Regions from separate parts of the Homo sapiens genome. Here region 2 is linked to region 1. Evidence: read pairs that join two places in POLR2A ChIA-PET (ENCODE). Cell type or tissue: A673. All regions are shown on one strand. Links, peaks and the distances in the headings refer to the core of each region. The heading gives the core; the rest is flanking DNA. Region 1 overlaps CHN2 (chimerin 2). Region 2 has its middle 11 kb from the start of WIPF3.

Region 1 (2,914 bases), core at 273-2,772:
CCCGAAGGCTACGGCCAGCAGTTCTTGGCGTTTCCTGCCCTGCTTAGACTTCCGAACCACAGCACACTTTTTCTCATTTTCCAGCCACAGTTCTTCAGAGAACATAGTGCCTGGATCCCAGCTCTTTCCAGTTTGCTCTGCAGAGCCCAGGAAGCCCTGTGCTGTCAGGATTTTCGAACCGCAGCTTATGTTAGGCGGCAGATTTGAGGCAGCTGGGTCCTGTCTGCAGCAGCCTCCGGCATGTGACCTGAAAGGCCCAGTTTGAGTGATGGAGGGGGCCCGGCTTCTGAATAAGGATGGGCCTGTTTTGTGCTATTTCTTAAGGCCGACGTGCGCCTGGAACAATAGCAAACATTCATGTGCACAGCAACCCCCAGAAGCGGTATCCAGTCAGCCACTGAGGATTCAGGGAGGCAGGGGCCGGCAGCCTGCTTTCTCCTGCCGCAGCACATTGCAAAGGAGAGGTCTCTCCTCCTTATTAGCACATTTCACACTCAAACACACCAGCGCACACACCCCCCAGCCAGCTCTGACGTTCAAAGTCTGAGGCTGCATCCAATTAATCTGGGGCTCTGAACCCCATCCTGGGCTGAGCTCCAACAGATTAAACCTTTAAACCCTGATGACTGTTTAATCTTATAGGGGTAAAGCCTATGTCTCTTTATTAAAAATCTGCCTTAGCACTTGAAAGCTTAATTTTTATTCTTATGCATGCATTACATTGGAACAGTCTGAGCACCAAATGGGATATCAGAGGAGAGCAAAGCTTTTCCACTCTGAGTTCTGCAAAGTTGCAGAATAAGAGGCAGGATGTCTTGCCTCAGGACACTCCCCGGTCTCTCCTGTCCTTCCTGCACGAACAAACTCTGCTCAAACCCACACAGACAAGACAATATTCCTTACCTAAAATCAAAACATCATAATTGCTTTTCTTTTAAATAAAACATCTTCAGTGTTCATTCTGTTAGTGCCCAAGCCTATGAAAATGGCCTCCTTCCTCTTAAAAGCATCATCTGTTTGATGGTCTCCCATGACCCTAATTCTTTGATCCTAGGTCTCCCCATGAAAAGAAGCAGGGAAATCCTGATGTCTTGGGAGTACTCCTGACTCATTGGTGAAGATTAATGCAGCTAATGCCAGACAGTAAAATTAATGCTTTAGGAACTAGAAAACAAGATCTAGATAACTGGGCCTTTATGTAGATGGGCAGTCCTGTCCTCTACTCAAACAAGGGCCCCATGCTGCAGTCCCTCCAAGCAGCCTTGTGAAGAGTAACCAAAGATCACTCCTTCCCATGTGTAATTCTTTATTCCTGGTAAACACCATGATTTTAACTTGGTTCAAAAGTTCATCCTCCCATTTCATCCTCTCATGACCTTCAATAATAACACCCAATTTTTACGTTAAGCTATTGAGCACAATAATTTACGCTGTGTCAGAGGACGTTAGAATGTGTCAAAGGCACTTAACTCATTTAATCTGCAGCATATGGGTGTGAGGAGCAAGATTTTTATTCCCGATTCTTTTGGATGAAGAGAGCAAGGCACTGAGAGGTAAAGCAATTTGCCCAAGGACATGCAGCCTAGTTTAAGTGGCAGAACCAGGGCTAGAACACAAAGCATCTGTGTCCAGCGCCCATGCTCCTCAACACTGTGTCCTGCTGCCTCGGTACACCCATGTGCTGCCTCATCCTGCCATCAGTCCTGACAAATGCTTTATCTCAGATACTGGTTGAGTCTGGCCTCTCCCTACCTTTCTTTCCCCACATAACTCAGACCCTTGTTATCTCTCCAGTCCACCTTACACATCGCTCTACAACAATCTTCCTAATCCACCCATGCTTCTCCATAGCTTAACTGTGTCCTGGCATTGCTGGTTTTTCATGAGCTGATCCTAATGTACCCAGCTCATCCTATTTCCCTACACTCCCCTCCACAAATCCTACAACATCTCTTCTGTGACATACTTAACTGCTAACCTTGGTAGCTTGCTCTGTTCTTTAGAATATTCTAGCATCCTTTCAACATATCTACATTTTCACCAACATTTACATTCTGATTCTAATGCTACCCTTTCCAAAAGGACTTCCCCAGACTCCCCACTGAAGGCCAACTGTGTCCTCTGAAATCCCATAGTGTTTTATCCACATTTTTCTGATTGCACTTGTCACTTTCTGTCTTGTATTATAGTGACTATAACAGCTCTTATCCCTGCCACACTGAGAACTCACTGTGACATGCTCTATGCTTAATTTGCTTTTGTTTCCCCCTACAAAAGTGTCTAATAAGAGTCCTTGCCACAGTAGACACTGAATAAATATAAGTTGCTAGAAAGCACATGTACATATAGGAAGCCAGGGTTGTGGAAGAAGGTGTGCAAAGAGGACTGCATGGTGCGGGGTCTCCAGTCCCTCCTGTGACCACCCATCCACTGCCTCAGCTTCCAAAGACAAGGTTCCCTCCAGGGGTCTACTCTCTTAATGGGCTTCACCAGGCCCCTTGGCCCTTCTTCCCACTGTCCCATTCTGAAGGACAACTGTTATGGCAGGCGTTAAGTGAAGGCTTGGCATACCTTTGCAGGGCTTCCCATCCTTAGTCTACAGGTAAAAAGATGGAGAGAAGCAAAAAGGGTCCTTTCCCAACCTTCACTGCTAGCAAAGCGAGAGAGACCTTTTGATGGTGAGCCATTTGTGTAAGGGCAAATTCTGTGATGTGGACTGGACTAATGACATGAATATACCATTTTTAGAATCTGATCAAATAACTATTTACATGGAAAGTGGCCAAAAGAATCTCCTCCTTTTGGTCTATGGATGGTTGAATACAATGAGATTTAATATTTTTTCATGTCTGTGCTTGTATGTATAACAAGTAATTTTTATTTCCATTTGTGACAGTGATTTCTTTTTCAGCTA
Region 2 (2,914 bases), core at 260-2,759, 320 kb before region 1:
ACTGATTCTCTCAAGTGAGGAACCTGGGTCATCCTAGTCTTCTCCTTGATTTCTACCACCACCATCTAATCCATCACAAAACCATTGACCTTCTGCCTCCCAGACACCTTTCCCTGTTGGCCCCTGGAGCCACTGCTTTAGCTCAGGCCTGGTCTATTGCTGTCATCTGCAACATGATGTTATGGGCTCCAATGCTGTGTTCCCTCCTCCTAACTCTTCTCCACCCTGAAGCCATAATAATCTTTCTAAAGCAAAATTTTAATCATCTAACTCACCTGCTTAGAGTTCCTCAACCACTCTCTTTTGAGCTTAAGATAAAGCCTAAGTAACTTAGTATCATCTACAAAGACCCCCAAGATTGGCTTCATCTCATCTTCTGACTCTGCCACCCCACAACCACACTGTGCTGCTGCTGTCCCAGAGGGCTCGGAGCCCCTCACATTCACCTGACTCTGCCTTCCTCAAAGCCACTTCTTGTCCTGGTATACCTTTTCCCTCCTTATTTCCCGGTGAACATCTTATCCTTCAGTATCAACACTCACCTATTCTGAGAAAGCTTTCTGAACCCTCAAGGAAGACCAGGGCTCCATTTCTCAATATTTAACATCCTCATCCCCTTTGTTCTTAAGCACTTAGAGCATGACATTGTAACTGTCTATTTGTCTATATCCTTAAGGGCAGAAATGGTGCCATTGTCCCAGTACCACCAGCACTGAACAAAATAGGCTTCACATAATAAGTCAGCACTCAATAAATCTTGAATTGATGAATAAGTTAATGACAGAGTATCTAATCCTCTTTTTCTTGCCTGTCCAGGGAAAATTCTGCACCAGAAAGACTACAGCTTAGTGGTGATAAGTCAACAAAAGTGGATGCTTTACTTCTCTCTTGGTGAGAAAGGACTCTAGCTTCAACCTCATGGTGTGAAGTCACAGAGCCCTTTAGAACAGAATGATAGAATAAGAAAGCAAACAGTTTTTGAGCAATCCTGACTTGGCTCTCTTTGTAGCTTTGCTTTTTTTTTTTTTTTTTTTTTAAATAGTGGGGCAAACTTCTGAACAATCATCACAGACATTTCAAATATGAAAACAAAAAGTAGTTCAAGGCCAAGTAGACATGCTTTAAAATTTTTTGCCATTTTGGGCTATCTGTGCTCATACTCCCTAAATAGAGTCACATTGTTTACAGGGATGATCAAGGATAGATTGTTCTCAAAAGTCCTGGAGTTCTGCACATTAGGATAACACGACATGGCATGTGACATGGTGATAAATTGCCACTTACTGGCAACGAGGAATAGTGATGACTTCTGTATCTAGTCAACCAGGTGACATAGCCAGGCCTTGGTCAGTCAATTCTCAAAAAAGAGAGACTCATCTTCCACCCACATCTAGAGGGTAACAAGTTCAAATACAAGATAGCCATGTTTCCCTGTCATTAAAGAGATTATTTCTTTTTATTTTTCAATGCTGGCATTTCTTGACCACAGAAAGGTTGAAGAAAGACATTGTGTCATGTAGAAAAAAAAGAATAGCATGCTTGTCTGATGGCATTGCCTACCAGTTTTCTATAGCTTAGTAAGAATAAAAGACTGGGTCTTGAAAACACTTGAAAAGAGATGATCATAAATCAAAGTACACCTTAATCAGCTTAACGTATTAATCCTTCTTCTTGGCTATTCAAGAGAAATAGTCAGGAAGCACTTAGTGAAAATGGGGGAAGGCATGAGCCTGGAAAAGCTTGCTGACGAATGAAACACCAGCCAGATTATTTTACCAAAGGGCATGTGATCCAGCTCAGAAAAAAAAAATGCATATAATTTTAGTGTGCAACTCCCATATATCTCCACAAAGCCAAAATCTGCATTATAATATAGAAGATGTAAACGGGCAGAAAATATACTTGCAAGTTCCTTAAGGACCATAAAGAACTGCTCATTGTCTTGGAGAGGAAAGGAACTGGAGGGGTGGGGGTGCCAGAGGCGTTTGAACCAGAGCAACTCCATCTTGAATAGGAGCTGGTTAAAGTAAGGCTGAGACCTACTGGGCTGCATTCCCAGATAGTTAGGCATTCTAAGTCACAGGATGAGATAGGAGGTTGGCACAAGATACAGGCCATAGAGCTGGCCCAAACCCACCAGAACCAAGATGGCGACGAGAGTAAACTCTGGTTGTCCTCACTGCTACACTCCCACCAGTGCCATGACAGTTTACGAATGCCATGGCAATGTCAGGAAATTACCCTATATGGTCTAAAAAGGGGAAGCATGAATAATCCACCCATTGTTTAGCATATAATCAAGAAATAACCATAAAAATGGGCAACCAGCAGCCCTTGGGGCTGCTCTGTCTATGGAGTAGCCATTCTTTATTCCTTTACTTTCTTAATAAACTTGCTTTCACTTTACTCTGTGGACTTGCCCTAATTTCTTTCTTGCCTGAGACCCAAGAACCCTCCCTTGGGGTCTGGATTGGGACCGCTTTCTGGTAAAAGGGGGAAGCTACCATCTCAGAGTAATAATAATAATAGCTAATATTTATTAAACATTTTCTACCTGTGCTTACCAGTGCCTATAGGCACTGCTCTAAGCACTTTACTTGTGTCAGTTCACTTCATTCTTACAATAACAATTAATCTTACTTTCTGGCCTCTGCTCTTAGCCACACTATCTCTGAGACCAGAACTTGGTGGGTTCTTCCAGGTGTGGGCAAACAATTGCACTGTGGCAACTCCAGTAACAAGCCCCCTTTCCTTCTTTTGATTTAAATAGAAAACAGAAAAAAGTTTTATTCAAGGTTCCTTTTATTTTGCTTTTAATGCTAAAGGAATATATTGTCCTTGGTTCCCTGTTGAGATAATTTGGAAAATACAGAAAATTACCAAGAATAAAATTACGAATCACTCACAATTCTTC

The links. Peaks named below come from ENCODE experiments on the same cell type or tissue, not always from the same donor. Only the 100,000 strongest peaks of a DNase experiment are listed, where the experiment ranks them.
Region 2: POLR2A ChIA-PET joins it to region 1 with 6 read pairs; 2 of 35 experiments call an interaction of 5 or more read pairs at or near these places.

The regions. Positions count from the first base shown.
Region 1 is chr7:29,477,302-29,480,215 of GRCh38, reverse strand. The region is part of intron 6 of CHN2 (chimerin 2); the gene reads right to left. Among named protein-coding and RNA genes, the nearest start is that of PRR15-DT, 85 kb to the left of the region's middle. In A673, for the core only: no CTCF peak of the experiment used is centred there; no DNase peak of the experiment used is centred there.
Region 2 is chr7:29,794,255-29,797,168 of GRCh38, reverse strand. No RefSeq gene overlaps it. Among named protein-coding and RNA genes, the nearest start is that of WIPF3, 11 kb to the left of the region's middle. RefSeq lists an enhancer at 2,719-2,914. In A673, for the core only: no CTCF peak of the experiment used is centred there; a DNase peak (open chromatin) is centred at 1,718.